2 separate regions of the Homo sapiens genome follow, and region 1 is linked to region 2. The links are chromatin loops, found by intact Hi-C in ENCODE. Cell type or tissue: PC-9. All regions are shown on one strand. Links, peaks and the distances in the headings refer to the core of each region. The heading gives the core; the rest is flanking DNA. Region 1 overlaps ARID1B (AT-rich interaction domain 1B). Region 2 overlaps ARID1B (AT-rich interaction domain 1B).

The links. Peaks named below come from ENCODE experiments on the same cell type or tissue, not always from the same donor. Only the 100,000 strongest peaks of a DNase experiment are listed, where the experiment ranks them.
Region 1: a loop joins it to region 2, with 2.4 times the contacts of the local background. A loop is called at or near these places in 2 of 110 quality-filtered maps.

Annotation. Positions count from the first base shown.
Region 1 is chr6:157,058,682-157,067,022 of GRCh38, forward strand. The region is part of intron 4 of ARID1B (AT-rich interaction domain 1B); the gene reads left to right. Among named protein-coding and RNA genes, the nearest start is that of TMEM242, 260 kb to the right of the region's middle. In PC-9, for the core only: no CTCF peak of the experiment used is centred there; DNase peaks (open chromatin) are centred at 4,680 and 5,060; H3K4me3 peaks cover 553 bases; H3K27ac peaks cover 2,293 bases.
Region 2 is chr6:157,145,686-157,154,026 of GRCh38, forward strand. ARID1B (AT-rich interaction domain 1B) reads left to right here. Exons shown (of 20, transcript NM_001374828.1): 8 at 2,939-3,266. Among named protein-coding and RNA genes, the nearest start is that of TMEM242, 170 kb to the right of the region's middle. RefSeq lists enhancers at 1-43, 44-892, 4,621-5,121. In PC-9, for the core only: no CTCF peak of the experiment used is centred there; a DNase peak (open chromatin) is centred at 3,486.

The DNA.
Region 1 (8,341 bases), core at 303-8,302, 87 kb before region 2:
CTTGAGGCTCACAGCGTCTTCCTGCCTCACTCACCCGTGCTGGGTGCTGAGGACACTAGCGGTGGCAGACGTGGTTCTGGCCCTCATCATTTGCAATGCAGTTGGAGAGATGGGGCTGGGTAGCACCTGACCAGCGATATGTGGTTAATAAGACATAGAAGAGGGAAAATACCACGTGGTCTGGGGTGATCAGGCATTGAAGGAGATTTGACTTAGCTCTTTGCAGAGGAGGGTAGCCTCACAGACAGGCAGGAATGAATAGGCAGATCTAGCTGGGGCTGCGGATTTTGGTAGGAAAGATTTGGAGGCCCCAAAACACCTTGCCTAGATGTTTCAATGAGATGAGTTATAGCCAAAGGTACTTCAGCTTGGAAATTGTGTTTTTGTTTTTTTTTTTTGATAAAAATATATTCATTTATCGACAGTGTGTGGTATCTGTTGGCATGAGAAAAGATTTAAGAGACGATATATTGATTAGTTGTGTATCTTTAGAATCAAATGAGAAAATGTGAAAGTGCTTGGAAAATAGTAAATTGATGTATAAATGAAAGTTTTACATTATCATGTGTAACAGTTTGTTATATAATAGAGTTGTGTGATGTCAGGAATAAAAGAAGCTGGTGAAATTACTCCATTCGCTAGAAAATGGTTTACAGAATCAGCTAAGCCCTTGCTTTTTAGAGAGATAAAGTTACTTATCGTGTTTTCCTTTCTTACCTGAAATCTTCATTACATAGTGAATTGTTTGTAAATATTTGATAGTATACTGCAGAATATGAGGTTAAAAGAGTCTGATTCATGTAATGGAAATTAATCTATTGGTAAGTCAAATAAATGTTTATTCTTATATTTTACCAAAAGGTTTCTGAGATTAGAGTATTGACAAAGAGGTTCTGAGACTAGTTTACTCAACATTTATTAATTGTTTTCAGTGGGCCAGGCCCTGTGGAAAGCTCTGGGGTTAAACAATGATTAGCAAGATACAAGTGACCCTAAATTTCCTTAGCACGCCCCTTCTACTGCCTGGGAGACCTGGTGGGCTCTAAAGCTCCTGCCTGGCCTGGGAAACATTTTGTGAGGGAGAGAGAGCAAGCTTTCCTGAATATGAGTGATTATGCTTTTGTCTGTGCATTTCAGAATTTACAAAATGCTTTCTAGGAGTTTAAATGAGATAGAATGCATTTTGTTTTAGAACAAGGAGGGGAAAAATTTATTTCACTGCTTGTTGCTTAATCAGCATCTACGCTGCCACTTCACATCAGCTTCTGTCCTTTCCAAGTGAATTAGTTCTTGTGGGCAGCGTGTCAAGAGGAAGTGTATTGTTCCTGGCAGGGCACTTGAATTTCTAATTACCAGATTCCTGACTTAATTGCAATTACCTGGACACCGAGGCAGGGTGAACTTTTGGAAAAGAATGTAATTAGTGAAACAGGAACTTTACTGCCAACTCCCTGTCTAGATACCAGTACTAAAGAGACCGCTGATAAGTCCACATCTGGGAAAACAATCCATCAGTCGATAAAAACAGTTCTTAAGGTAAATTATATAGCATAGCGCCTCTCAGCTCTGAATTCAGAAACCAATACGATGGTAAAGCAGAGAGTGTTCAATTTTTACATTGTAATAGGGTATAGTAGACATGTGCGCAACTTTTTAAGATTAATTATCTGGAACAAAAATAATTATTAATAATTATTTGCAAAGTAGTCTCTGTTTGTATGCAAACACGAACATTACATACTTTGATTAATAAATGTAAAATCCCAAGGTCTAGTGCCATAGAAGAATAAATAATTTTCCAATATCACTTGTTTCACTAGTAGTTTTTCTTAAATAATACTTTTCAATAACAACAATTTCACACACAACCACAAAGTTTCAATCTGGTTAACATATAGATTTAAACTTATTTTGAAAGCATTTTAATATATGTGAAGCAAAATCTGAACTTTTTTTTTTTTTTTTTTTTTTTTTTACTATTCTTTCATTGTCTCATCACATTCAAGAGCCCGACCATGCTGTCTTGGCACAGATTCACAATCCTGAGATGGTAATAAATATCTGCTGATGGTTTACTTTACACATTTTTGATTCAGTCCTTAACCCCCTGCTATTTTTTCCTTCTCAGCTTCTCTGAGCTGTCCTTCCTTTCCATCTCAACAAATTCCTTGTCCACACCAAGGTTAATTTTGCCCCATCTGTGGTTAGTTAACTCACAAATGATCTTTTACAGCTTCTTCCCCCTGGAGCTGCTGGTGTTTTTTATTTTCAGCCTTTAAAAAAATGTTACAGAGTGGAGTGCTCTGCCCACTCCCCACCCCACAACCTGCTGTGGCACCTCTGGATGGGCAGAGGGTCTTGTGTGGTCTGTCTCACCTCCTGTGGACTCGTGACTCAGGCTGTCCCCTCAACTGATCAACCAAGACAATCTTTTTTTCCTGTCAAAGTTTAATTCCTTCTAATTCTTTAATTGTAATATATCCTATTTGTGTCTTTCTTATACATTTTATCATATATTTATTTTTACTGCATTAAATTGAGAGCCTGGCTGCATTTGAATTTACATTTGTTAGCTGTTTGCATAATGGCAATTATAATAGTAAAATTTTAAATGGGAGCAATAATAGTAAATATCTCAAAGCGGTGAAGATAGAGTTACATTACTTATCTGCAGCACTTAGAATGGTACGGAGCACATGGAAGTGCTCCACATGTCAACCCTGCAAGGTATGGCAGGTGATGTCCCATTTCATAGAGAATGGAACAGAAGAACCAAGAGGTGAGGTCACCTGCTTGACATCTCGCAGTTGTGGGGAGGAGTTCGGGCAGTGGGCGTGGGTATTTTAACTCCTGGTTATTATTGCCTTTACCATCTCAGGGTTGTCAGATTTAGAAAAAAAAAAAAAGATTGCCCAGTTATAGTTGAATTTCACATAAGCAATGAATAAAATTTTAGTATAAGTCCAAATATTACATGGCACATACACTTAAAACTTGTTATTTCTCTGAAATTTAACTGAGTTCCCATATTTTATCTGATAACTCTAATCCATCCAAAGTGCCTACTCTGTGCCATTCCTTAAATAATATACCAGAAATAAAAAAGATAGCTGATTCCACCCTTTGTGTATTTTTTCACAGCATAAAAAAGCCTGTTTTTGTTTTTCAGACAACCCAATTAAGAACAATTAAACTGAAATGTCTGTGCCATGTTTTTTCCAAACGTGCATCGTGTGGTAGGAGGAAAGTATTTTTATGGAAGAGTCACCATGGTAAATTTTTCCAGCAGCTAATAACCACTGAGTTTGCAGTGGGAAAAGCGAGACAGCAAAAATGAAAGGAGCTAAAGACAGCCCATGCGTGCTGTCACTGCTGTCACTTTTTGGAGATAATAAAATGTTTGACAAAGCAGTCATGATAAGCCGAATCTACTTTCCCAAGTACATAGCTACAACATTAGATTCTTTTGCTTTCTCTTGCTATTGTATGTTCCCCTGTTTCTGTTTCTCCTTTTGTTTTGTTGTTTTTTTTTTTTAGAGACAGAGCCTCCCTCTGTCACCCAGGCTGGAGTACAGTGGCGCCATAGCTCACTGCAGCCTCCAACTGCTGGGCTCAAGCAGTCTTCCAGCCTCAGCCTCCCAAGTACTTGGGACCACAGGCACACACCACCATGCCCAGCTAATTTTTTTCATTTTTTGTAGAGACGGGGTCTCACTGCATTGCCCAGGCTGGTCTTGAATTCCTAGCTTCAAGCAATCCTCTCACCTTGGCCTCCCAAAAGTGTTGGGATTACAAGTGTGAGCCACCGAACATGGCTTGTTTCTCCTTTTGTTAATTGCTGTAGACACGAGTTTGATTTTTAAATTTTCCCTTGTATATTCATAGAAGGTATGAGGACAGGGTACCATAAGAAACTGATGACGGTGGTCCGATGAGCACTCGCTACTTGCCTTCCTCCTGTGATGTTTGTTGTTTCATACAAAGTGTCTGTTAATCTGGTATGTTTTAAAATATATATATATATATTTTTTTTTTTTTTGAGATGGAGTTTTGTTTTTGTTGCCCAAGCTGGAATGCAATGACGCGATCTCAGCTCACTGCAACCCCTGCCTCCTGGGTTCAAGCTATTCTCCTGCCTCAGCCTCCCGAGCAGCTGGGATTATAGGTGCGCACCAGCACACCTGCCTAATTTTTTGTATTTTTAGTAGAAATGGGATTTCACCATGTTAGCTAGGCTGGTCTCGGACTCCTGACCTCAGGTGATCCACCCGCCTCAGCCTCCCAAAGTGCTGGGATTACAGCCGTGAGCCACCGTGCCCAGCCTAAAATATATTTTAAAGAAATAAGTTACATTTCAGAATGAGAATGGATGGGTCCTACTGACCATCCTCATCTTGGATTTGAAGAATGTAGAGAATCTTTAATGTGGTGGCTTTTCCCTTTTTTTTTTTCTTTTAAACATTTTTGAATCTTAGATTACTATCAAGTTCCAAGGGAGAGAGGACAGTTTCCAGGACAGGTGAATGAGCCACCAGCCATTTTTTCATGCCAGTGTGAAATGTTGAGTAAGGGAAGAAGGGGTGGCAGCTGGGGGGCTAACATTTACTGAGCAGCAAGCAAATACCAGGTGCTTTGCATTTCTTTTAACACACCACCTTAAGAGGCAGGTGCTCTCATGCCCCTTTGACAAAGGAGGAAACAGCCTCACAGGTTAGGTAGCTGATACTGTGAGGCATGCGGCTAATAAAAAGCCAGTGCCTTTTCCACACCAAGATGCTTATCATTAGGGGCCCTTTCCTCCTCTGTTAGATTTTTTTTTAGATAGTTGTGCTATTACTTGACTTGCCTATAGAATGTGAGTTTAATTCTATTATACCATAAGAATTGAGTGTGGAAGAATAGTATGTTAACTTCTCAGGCACATGTGAGTTACCAACATAAAATGTGTGTAAAATATAAAACTCATACGAAATGTACTTCTAATGAGTCAGACTTCTCAATTTTATTGTTATGTATGGAATGACTGCCAGTGGGTAAACCTGACAATCTAGTCCTTGTACAATATGCAAATGGCTAGTGTGTTATCTGGGAGGGTTTTAGTTTTTCATGACTTATCACAGGGTGACATTCCTTTAGCAAATGTCTTTAAGACCAAGATCTGGTTCTCTGTTTTACAAGGCTCAGAAACCAATGTTACCAGGAGAATACTGAGAGCTAGATGACCCATCTCAGATGAAGACTCATGGACCACACTGGTTGGCACCGCAGTGCTCTACCTGCAGGCTGACCTCTGTAGGGAGAGGCCAGTCTGTGAGGGGGGCATCAGAACATGGGGTGGTTAAATAATTGGAAGGTTTGTGGCATCCGACTAGGCTAGCCGGAAACCTGCATCTCCACAGTAGGAATCCCATTCTGGTTGTGCAGTCATCTCTGATATTCATTGGCCTGGATTCCCTACCCTGTTGTCATCTTTGTCTTGCAGCACCTCTGAGATTTTTCCCTGGCTGATCAGCCCCTCGTTTGACTGATACAGTTTTTCCTGAGCCATCTGAGTATATCTGGTCTGACGATAGGTACTGCCTATTTAGGAGTTGGCCTTGCTCTTTAAGGTAACTTTGCATGTATCTGCTGAACAGGAATACTTGTTTTTCATGAGACTCTAAAGCTCCTTTCTCCAGAACGCATGTTTAGCTATGTGTGTTCGTAATATTAAAGAGCAAAATAAAACACTCAGAGGCTATGCTCAGTTTTTATGATGATACGGAAACATTCTTCTTAGTGTTTCTTCGATGGTTTGAGTGTATTGTTGTTCCCAGTGAACAGTGAAGACTTGATTTGTTTAATTTTTACTCTTCTAATGCTTCTTATTCATGAGCACTTATAACCCAATCCAAAGTCTGTCAAGTGGAGAACGCACAACCCTGGCTTTCTGGATTCGCCGAGAACACTTCCAAATGCACCTTTAGCTGCTGCACCTGACGAGTGTCATGCCCCACTGTCCCCACATCCTCTCCTGACCAGCTGAGTGGATTACACTTTAGAGCTTCGGCCCTGGTGGATCCAGCTTCTAACCCCAGGCTCCGGCCTCTGCCTGATACTGCGTGCACCCCAGCCACAACCTTGGCCTGCCCCCTGCCCTTCAGCCCCGGCTCTCACTTTCTCTCCCTCTTTTTTTGATTACTACTCCCTTTCCTTCCTCTTCAGGACAAATAAGCAGTAGAGGAAGTTACTGTCTTTTGTTGTTTTATTAGGAACTGACTATAATTCTAAAAGACACTCCATTTTCAAGTCCAAATGGCTCAACCCATTCTCTACTGGAGTAGTTTGTTTAACAAAAATTATTATTTGCAAATAGTTATTTTTATAGATATGAAAGTAAGGAAGTAGTGTTTAAGTTAAAAGAGTATTAAAGCAGCATTTTATCATATTTGGGGAAATTCACCTCTCCACGTCCCTATCTAACCCATACATAACTGTGCTAGTCAAAGTCATGAAGAATATAAGTTAAAAGAAGTTCAAAGTAATGAAAACTTGAAGGAAAATCTGAGAGACAAATGAAAAATGCTTTCAAATGTGATACTACTGAAGATAGTAAGGTAAAATTGCCTCTCTTTTTTTAAGCTGAAACTACTTTGGCTCTGGGTATTAACTGGTTCTGTACCATAATCGGGATATATCATTCCATATGTGTATGCCTGTGAATTCGTTAATATAAATGATGATGATATTGTGGTTTATACTTTTATTTTAAATTAAAAAACCGTCTCTAATTGATGAAAGGTGCCTTTATGGTACAGTTACTTTCAAATACATCAAGCACTGCTTGGGTTGACCCTTGACTTCATGGGCATGTTGGTCTTTGACCCAGAACTGGTAAATGAACCCTGCAGGGAAATCATTAGAGAATTGGAACAATTGTGGTAGTGGGATCAGGGGTCAAACCATTACCTACCCATAGAAACTTCCGTTTCAGTTGGACTTCTTGCTTTTCTGAGAGCAGGTCATATTTTCAGGGAGAATACCAAAGAAGAATTTAGCGTACATTAGTGCTGACCTATCAGGAGAAATAAGACCGTAAGGATTTGGATGATGGCTGGTTTATATTCTCTAATGCCATGACAAATGACTATGCTGTCATTGTGTAGAAGTCCATTTTTTAATGTAAGTATTGTGGAGGTGTAACATAAATACAGGGACATGCACAAATTTAAATGTACAACTTGATACATTTTCTCAAAATGAACACACTTGTGTAATCAGTACTTGGTTCAGAAACACCACCAGGACCCCAAAAGCCCTCTTATGCCTCTTTTGAATCATTATCCATCCATCCCCAACCCCTACCACACTGTCTGAATAAAAGTCAGTTAAATTTCCAGTCCCCGATGGTCACTAATGGTAAGCCATTTGTTTAGTCTCCCCACAGAAAACAATCTTATTTCTTCACATGAAAATGTGAGAGGGTTTGTGTGAAGAAAACACAAAACTTATTCAAGGAGTTTCTGTCAATATCAGTTTTTACTGTTTCATATAGTAACTAAAAGAAATTTTAGACAAGATGGATGTCATGGAAGAGAATATTCTTTGCTTTCAAAATCAGTTACTCAAGAGTTACCCTTTAAAAATTACAGAAAGGAAGAAAAGGTGTAGTTCAATTCTTTTCCATTTTGGTTTTACTATTCTTCCTTCTGTAATAACTGTTTTCTGAGGACTGTATATAATCTCAGAATTTTAAATGGTCTCCTGACAATTAAATATAAAATATAATGCACAATTAGTTTTAAAGTATCTTCCATTAAATATATAAATATCTCAATGAAGAAAGTTTTAATTTTAATGACATTTTTGGGCCAAAACACTGTCTTGCTTGTATGATGATATTATAGCCTTTAACGGATAGCTTATGTCTGAGTTCATGGTGGTCTTTTGTTCCAAAGAATAGAATCATTTAGTCCCTTCGTTAGGATACTGGGAGTGGTGTTTTGCCATTTTCTGTTCCAGTGGAAGATCTGGGAGGTAATTATTGCAGTGGGAGAGATTTCATTTTCCATCAAAGCAAAAATAATACTTGTTTTGCTAGGAGAGGAAGGAGATGCACTTGAATTATTAAATGATTTTAATTTCAGAAAAACCGTGAACCTCCTGGAAAACACTGATAGAGTACAGTTTTTTAAAATTTCTTTCTCTGGCTTGTTTTTTTTTCCTTTGGTGTGGGAGTAGAAAGGAGAAAAACATGTATTAGAGGAGTGGACTTTAGAACACTGAAAATGGGCTTTGAAGACAGAGAGCTGGATTGAAATCATGGCCCAACCACCTCACCCTCTGAATCTGTTTCCTGTGT
Region 2 (8,341 bases), core at 315-8,314:
TTGAGAGACTGTGTAGCAGAGTGTGTCATGCTTGGACTCTAAGCTACACTCCAGGATGCCTGGGCTCAGACCTTAGTCCTCCAGTTGTGAGCCACGTGACCATGGGACATTTGTTGTTATTCACAGCCCCGTGCCTTAGGCTCCTCGTCTTCAGCATGAGGATTATAATAATGTGTACCTCCTAGGCTTGATCTGGGGATTAAGTGAGTTAACACAAAGAACTTGGAACTGAGCTTAGCACATAGTAAATGTTAAGTGTTTGCTTTTATTGCAGTTATTAATCCAATCCTACCTCTGCTGGAAATCCTTGAGAAGCTCCTCCTTATGGACAGGATAAATCTCAAACTTAGAAGCCTGGTACACAAGGCCCTGCCAGACCCAGCCTCTCCCCTCTATCCCCCCGTCAGCCACACACAGCGCCCCAGTGGCTGTCCCAAGTCAGTCTGCCCTTGCCATTAAGCCGGTGTCCCCAGCCTCTCAGCCATAAGTGCCCTTTCCCCTCTTCTGCCACAGTCCCCAGCCAACAATGAAACCCCCATCAAGTGGCACCAACAATTTTGATACTTTACATCCATTATATGGTTTAATCCTGAGAACACCTCTTCATGTGGACAGTGTTAGGATTATCTGTTTTACAGAGAAGAGAATGAAACAAGAAAAGATGCAAGCAACTCCCCTAAGGTCCTACAGGCAGGCAGTGCAGAGGCTCACCCAGCTGCAGGCTCTCCCAGCCCCTGAAGCCAGCTCCTGAGGGTTCAGCTCCAGAAGTGCTCATTCAGAGGACTCTCCACCAACCCCCACCAAGGGGACCCTCAAGCCCTCAGCCCCCATCAGACTCACTCTCCCTTCTCTCTTGCACTTTTCACATTGCATGCTTTGTTTTGCTTTTATCCTTTTTCTTGTTTTCACCCTTGCTGCTTTACTGCACACACACACACATGCATACCCATACGTGCACGTGCATGCACACACACACACATACCCATGTAGATGTGAGCTTCTCGAGTGCAAGAACTGGATTGTATTTAGCTTTACGTCACCTGTGCCTAGAACAGCTTCTGGAATGTAGTAAGTGTATAGTTATGTTACATGGATGGAGAAAGGCTTCCAAAAAATAGTAAGGACTGATTGGGAAACACTAATCCATATTCCACACACACTTGTCTTTCGCATTTATGTAATTTCAACATTCAGTTATCAGGAGGCAGCACATTTTATTGGTCAAATACATGGGTCCCCGAGCCAGTTTGCTTGAGCTTCAGTACTAATCTTCTAGCTCTTGATTTTTCTCATTTGTAAATGGAGTCCTGGGGTATCTATATTTCATGTGGTTATTGGAAGAAATGAATGAATTCATTGGTGCAAAGCACTTAACCAAGTGCCCAGCACACACTGTGGTTCAGCAGCTGTTATGATTGAAGTAGTATCATGTGTACCTTTGATTTACTTGAATCTATCTACACACAATCAAAAGGTGTGAAAGGAAAGGGAAAACAACTGCCATCCCTCACCCCCGCCTCCGGCCCTGCCCTCCGTCCCTCACCTCCGACCCTGCCGTCCGTCCCCCACCCCAGCCTCCGACCCTGCCCGCCAGCCCTCACCCCCGCCTCCGACCCTGCCCTCCGTCCCTCACCTCCGCCTCCGACCCTGACCTCCGTCCCTCACCCCCGCCTCCGGCCCTGCCCGCCAGCCCTCACCCCCGCCTCCGACCCTGCCATCCGTCCCTCACCTCCGCCTCCGACCCTGACCTCCGTCCCTCACCCCCGCCTCCGGCCCTGACCTCCGTCCCTCACCTCCGCCTCCGACCCTGACCTCCGTCCCTCACCCCCGCCTCCGGCCCTGACCTCCGTCCCTCACCTCCGCCTCCGACCCTGCCCTCCGTCCCTCACCTCCGCCTCCGGCCCTGCCCGCCGTCCCCCACCCCCGCCTCCGACCCTGCCCTCCGTCCCCCACCCCAGCCTCCGACCCTGCCCGCCAGCCCTCACCCCCGCCTCCGACCCTGCCCTCCGTCCCTCACCCCCGCCTCCGACCCTGCCCTCCGTCCCTCACCTCCGCCTCCGACCCTGCCCTCCGTCCCTCACCTCCGCCTCCGGCCCTGCCCTCCGTCCCTCACCTCCGCCTCCGGCCCTGCCCGCCGTCCCCCACCCCCGCCTCCGGCCCTGCCCGCCAGCCCTCACCCCCTTCTCCGACCCTGCCCTCCGTCCCTCACCTCCGCCTCCGACCCTGCCCGCCCGCCCTCACCCTCGCCTTTGACCCTGCCCGCCAGCTCTCCTGCTGCCGTGTGCCGTGCTTGTGCTGGGACAGTTTTCCGAGATGTGGCAGCCAGCACAAACCAGCTGCTCGATCTGGTACTCAAGCAAAAAAAGAAAGAAAGAAAGAAAAATATTATTCCCAACTTAGAGGAAAACTGGGGCTCATGTCAGGTTCCCGCGTGACACCTTCCTGTGGGGTTTTAAAGGATGATTTTGACCATATGTGCATGTCGTCTTACACGTTGTCTTTTTGAGCCCTTTCACATGACTGTTGAAGGTAGCAGTGATCTAGTGGTGTGATCTCAAGAGTGGTGCTCACCATTTTGGTTAAAATATAAGAATATGTGGTGTTGAATGGATTGAGGCAGCACTCGGTGTCCCTTGCCTATTCATAGGGTTTGTTTTTTGTTTTTTTGTTTGTTTCTTTTTATGACCAGCCTGAATTTCTCTTCATCAGTGCAGTGGTCCTCTGGGGCTGTCTGTATTTGAGTCACTCTCTGAGGGCCTGGGAGTGTGCAGAGAGAGCATGTTTGAGACTGGCAGCTGCACCAGCAGCAACAGGAAGGGCCTATAACGGTCATGACTAATACTCCGTGCTGATCGCATTGTTGGACAAAAAGTATTTCCAGTGAATGTTGTCACAAGTTTAAATAAAAGGCTTTACTTTGTGTTTGCTTTTTGTTTAGGTAACTACTCCAGACCCCCAGCGTATAGTGGGGTGCCCAGTGCAAGCTACAGCGGCCCAGGGCCCGGTATGGGTATCAGTGCCAACAACCAGATGCATGGACAAGGGCCAAGCCAGCCATGTGGTGCTGTGCCCCTGGGACGAATGCCATCAGCTGGGATGCAGAACAGACCATTTCCTGGAAATATGAGCAGCATGACCCCCAGTTCTCCTGGCATGTCTCAGCAGGGAGGGCCAGGAATGGGGCCGCCAATGCCAACTGTGAACCGTAAGGCACAGGAGGCAGCCGCAGCAGTGATGCAGGCTGCTGCGAACTCAGCACAAAGCAGGTACGCCACCCAGGAGCACGCCCCGGGCAGGTACGCTGTGTGTCTACCCGTGACCACGTGACTGCGCACATAGCTGCATTGTTCCCTGGGGTCACACAGAGCAGTAGAATGTCACTGTGCTTGGCCGTTCTTTTTGTGTTAAATATATTCTGTAGCATCGAGGTCAGAGAACTAAGTGACAAACCATGTTTTATGATACATGAGGAAGGAATGTGAGCGGTGAGCACATCAGTCGTGGGAGGTGATTTGAAATGCCTGTGAATAGTCATTGCAGCAGCAAACCAGATCTGGTTGCACAGGGAAGTGTCTGCGTGGTACCAATTGAAGCAGTGACTTTTAAGCAGGAAATACGCTTAGGAACGATTTAAAATCTAAAACATTCAAAAGGAACACACTCCCCACCTTTTTTTCACCCTACCACAAGAATCTTCCTAAAATACAAACTTCGTATGTATACATACGTGTATTGTGTGTTTGTCTAAATGTATATGTGTGAGATTTATATACTTGACATTCTTATGTTATATTTTATTTTTCCAGGCATATCTATCTGTCCAAACCAAAATGTGGTTTAAAAAGCAAATATAATATTTTAGAAAGTTTGAGTTGATAAAAGGCTTTAGCTACAATTACTTACTCATTTTTAATCCCGACTTAAAAATTAATTTTGAAGTAAATACTTGACCTGGATAAAAATAACATAATTAAAAATTTATAAGGCAAAGGTGAATATGTTTTAAAAGCACATGTAAATATGTTTTAAAGCAACATACTTTGAAAGATGTGTATCTTAATGATATCTTCAGAAGCAAAGTAGAAGATTCCGATTTTTGTCAAAGGGAAGCAAAAGCTAAGGTGTGTGTGCGTGTGTGCATGTGTGTGCGTGTGTTTTTAAATGTGTCTTTTGTTACTTTTCCTCTGAAGCTGCTATCTGGGGAATGTGGGACCCCTCCAGTCTTATTGTTTTTTCCAAATAATAATAAATTTCCCTTGAGGAAATAAAATGAAAATCAATCATTATCTTTCTTTCTGTCTCCACATTACAATTACTTAAAATCTTCTGAACTCCAGCAGTCTAGCCCTCTGCCGAACCTACACAGGCTTTAGGGAATATTTTTGTAAACCTGTCTGTGAAAACTGGTTTGGCTGTTGAAATTGAAGTTCTAATTCAAGTTTAAATGAATTGTCCATTGTTGCAACTCATAAAGCGCAAGTTATTTTCTTTTTTTAAGTAGAAAGTATTTGATTGCATTTGGCACGCAGCCTTTGGAGGGACCTCAGAAGATAGCCACAGAGAGCCAGGCCTGATTTTGTGTGGTTACAAAGCTACGCGTGCCCCCTCTCTGAGTCAGTGTTTATGTCATCCTGTAGCAATCAATATATAAATACACATCCATGCATTGCCATTTTCCGTTTCTAATGCGTAGACCATTCCAAAGCCTTGCCTTCAACTTACTGCCCATTTTAGCTCACCAGGAGTTTAAATGGGGGCTGTATATCTTCTTGTTTGCTTTTACCAAAGTCAAAGCTATACTTTAAAATGGTAAATGGAGATTAGAATTGAGAATATTACTTTTCTCTGCCTGTCCCCACCCTTTCGTTGGAGGCATTTTCTGTACCCCCCACCCCTCAGGCAGCGGCAGGATGCAGGGTATTCAACTTGCCTCCATGGTCTGTAAGCCCCGCACCTATGTGTGGGGGTGACAGATATACAGGGCTCATGCTTGTGCATCAGAACAAATCCCAAGAAGCTGTTCTTCTGTTCCACTTTAGGCCACCATACATTAGGTCGCCTGCTTATCCCAGCCAGTCTGGGGCTGGCGGACGCCCCATGTTTTCTTCCCAGCACCCCAACTATGGCAACTCTCAGGCTCCCATGGTGCACCAGCCTGACCAGTACGGGTAGGTAGCAACACACCCCGACTTGCTGCGGGACCTGGGCGTTTTCTCTGAAACTGTTAACGATCGTGCCGTCTGGCCGCGAAAGGAACACCCAAACCAAGAAAGCGAAACACCTAACAGAAAATCCATCTCCAAGGGGGTTGTCCTTCTGTCCATTTTTGTTGGTGTGTTTGTTTCGTTTTCCTTTCGTATTAACAGTACTGTGGCCGTTCGGTGGAAACCCGCATGCGTCCTCAGGCCCTGTCTGTGCATGGCTTTCGGCATGGCTGCTTTCCTTCATGCCTGAGAGGGAAATAGAAACTTTGATCTGTGTCGAAGACATGATGTCACCACCTCTGGCGTCATTTCCCCCATTGTTGTCATTGTTTTGTCTAGGAACCTGTGTTGTGCAGCGCTGTTCTCATGACTATATTATCACTCCTGCTGCTACAGTGAGCGGCTGCCATACCCACCCCCAAATTAAGAGCACAGCATCTCATTTGACAAGAGACTCACTGCAGTTGAGCTGACAGGCTATTCATAGGACTTAGGAGGAGTTTCATTATATCACCACCAAGCAAATGTCTGTGCCAAAAACTTCTATTATTTTTTCTCCAGCGAGTATCAGAATATTGAAGTCACCAGGAAAATACAACAAAATAATCCAACAGATAATTTTCTGTCTAAACACAGTGTTGCCATATTATTCTCAATTTCAACACAGGAATTACATACAGCAACAAAAAGTATCTCTTCTTTCCTACTACAAAACTGTGTAATATCAGGTTCTGTCACCATGTTTAGGTTAGTAAATGCTCTTAAAGTCTATTACTATTGAGTGAATTGCTAAAAAAAATAATTATTGCTATCATCCTGGGCAGACTTAATCATGTTTGGTAGTTAGTTTTAGTAGAGACATGCCCCATCTTTGGTTAAAATCAAACAGGGAACTATCACCTAGCTTTGTTTAAACAGTAAACTTATAGAACTATGCTTTCACTACTGGTTATGAATGCCTGACAGAGCTTTTTAGTAGTTTTATATTCAGTTTACATTTATTTAGACAGAACAAATGATAATTTTGGAATCGAGAGTTCTAAAGTCTGTAAACATGGCCCTAAATGTGGACCAACAAATATAGAATCCTGTAAACATCATCCCCAAAGTGAAATAACAAATATAGAATGAGGTAAACATGGTTATTCTTGGGAAATTGGCTTTTCCTCTTTCTTACTTTCTTGTGGTACCTTCAAGGTCAATTCATGAGTCAGTAGGAAGATAACAGTCGGAGGAAGCAAGCATTCATCATCTGCAGCTAATCCATAGGATCTGTCCTTTTACCAACTCCAGAGGCCTCTTTAGACCCACAAAGCTAGTTTGACTGTGCCTTGCCAAACCACATTAAGCAGCTGTGTAAAATGAATTTAAATGGCATGCATCAGAGTGAAATCTCTTCCACTGGGGCAGAAAATCGATGTTAGCTAACCAGCACGAGGAGATCAAATCTGTATTTCAGCCAGCAGCATCCAGATAGCTTCCTTAGAGTACAACACCTCCTCCTTAATTAAAAATAAGAAAAAGAAAAATGTTGGCGTTATTCTATGTAAATCTTATAAAGCACACTTGGCAAGGGCTCATATTCATAGCCCCATGACTGTTAGCTGTGAATTTTAACTTTTATGTCTACACTATTCTTTCTAAAAAAAGAAAGAAGTTAAGTTTTATTTCTATTTTAAATCTTCCTTCTGTTCACTTCGCAATGCACATAACCTGTGTTGTGCCTTTTTTAAAAGCAGAAGCTTGAATCTGAGAAAACATGTGTATGACATGTTTTAGTGCTCTGGGTTGAGAAATCTGATTTTCAACATGCTTTTGCTTTACTTATTTAACAGCTTGTTGCAGCAAACTCGTGGTTTTGCTTTGATTTTTGTTCCCCCATTGATGGCTCTGTTAGGTTGAAGTTAGGTTGGCGATTAGAAAAGCTAGTTTGCTAAATGTTAGTTTCTCTTTGGGAGAGGAAGAAATGGCATAGTGTGGGATTCACAGAGCTTGTCAGAATGACTTCTTTCTCAAGGCACAATCCCAAAGGACCTAGAGCCCATGGAAGAATCTGAAAAGGACAAATTAATGATGAAGGTGGAGCGTGAGTGAGTGTGTGTCTGCAATTAGATAAAAACAGAATGCTCATTGTAAAAATGAAGGATTGGGGCAATTATGCTTCAGATTTTCTCAGCTGGTCAAGTATAAGATAGTAGAGAGAAAAAACATGCAAGTTTAACTGGTTAGAAACTGTTTTATTAATTTCTTTGAGAGTGACAATATGAAGGTAAAATCGACCTGCTGCATTGAATAAATTAAGAAACATAGATTAATTTTTTTTCTTTTTCACCTTTTGAGTAAATTCCTCATTTTGATCATCAGAGGATTTACAATAGAATCTGGTGAATCTTCTTGTTCACGTACTAGATTCACTGTGCAGTAATATCCAGTCATTTGAAGTTAATGGTTTATAAGTAATATCTGTACAGAACCCTCCTCCTTCTACACACTGATACCCTTTTTATCTGAAAATGCATTGTTGTGTACAGTTTTAAAGCATTGCTAGTTAAGGAATTTACTTTTGAAGATATAAGAAACAGAGAGTTGGAAATACTAGCTGATCTTACTAAAAGCCTACTTCAGGAATGGCAAATTAGTTCCATCCATCTGTAGATCAGTTCTCGTGGCTCTCTGTAGCATCATTTTGGAGGATTCTGAGCCATTACCTGAGCATAGGTGAGCCAAAGTTTGCCAGAAGCTTAGGAAGAACTTTGGCCTACCACTTCCTAAAGAGCATAGCTGTGGATCCCAGGCTAAACACAGGCTTTAATATAGCTCACTACAACCTCAAATTCCTGGGCTCAAGCAATTCTCCCACCTCAGCCTCCCAAGTAGTTGGTACTACAGGCACGTGCCACCATACCTGGCTGATTTTATCTTTACTTTTTTGTAGAGACAGAGTCTCACTATGTTGCCCAGGCTGGTCATGAACTCCTAGCCTCAAGCAATCCTCTCTTCTCAGCCTCCCAAAGTGCTGGGATTACAGGCGTGAGCCACCACTCCTGACCTTGTAACATTTTTTAAATGACTGAATCCATTATGTTTAAAGGCTGTGCGTGCAGATGTGCACAGGTAGAATAACTTTCCCCCATTCA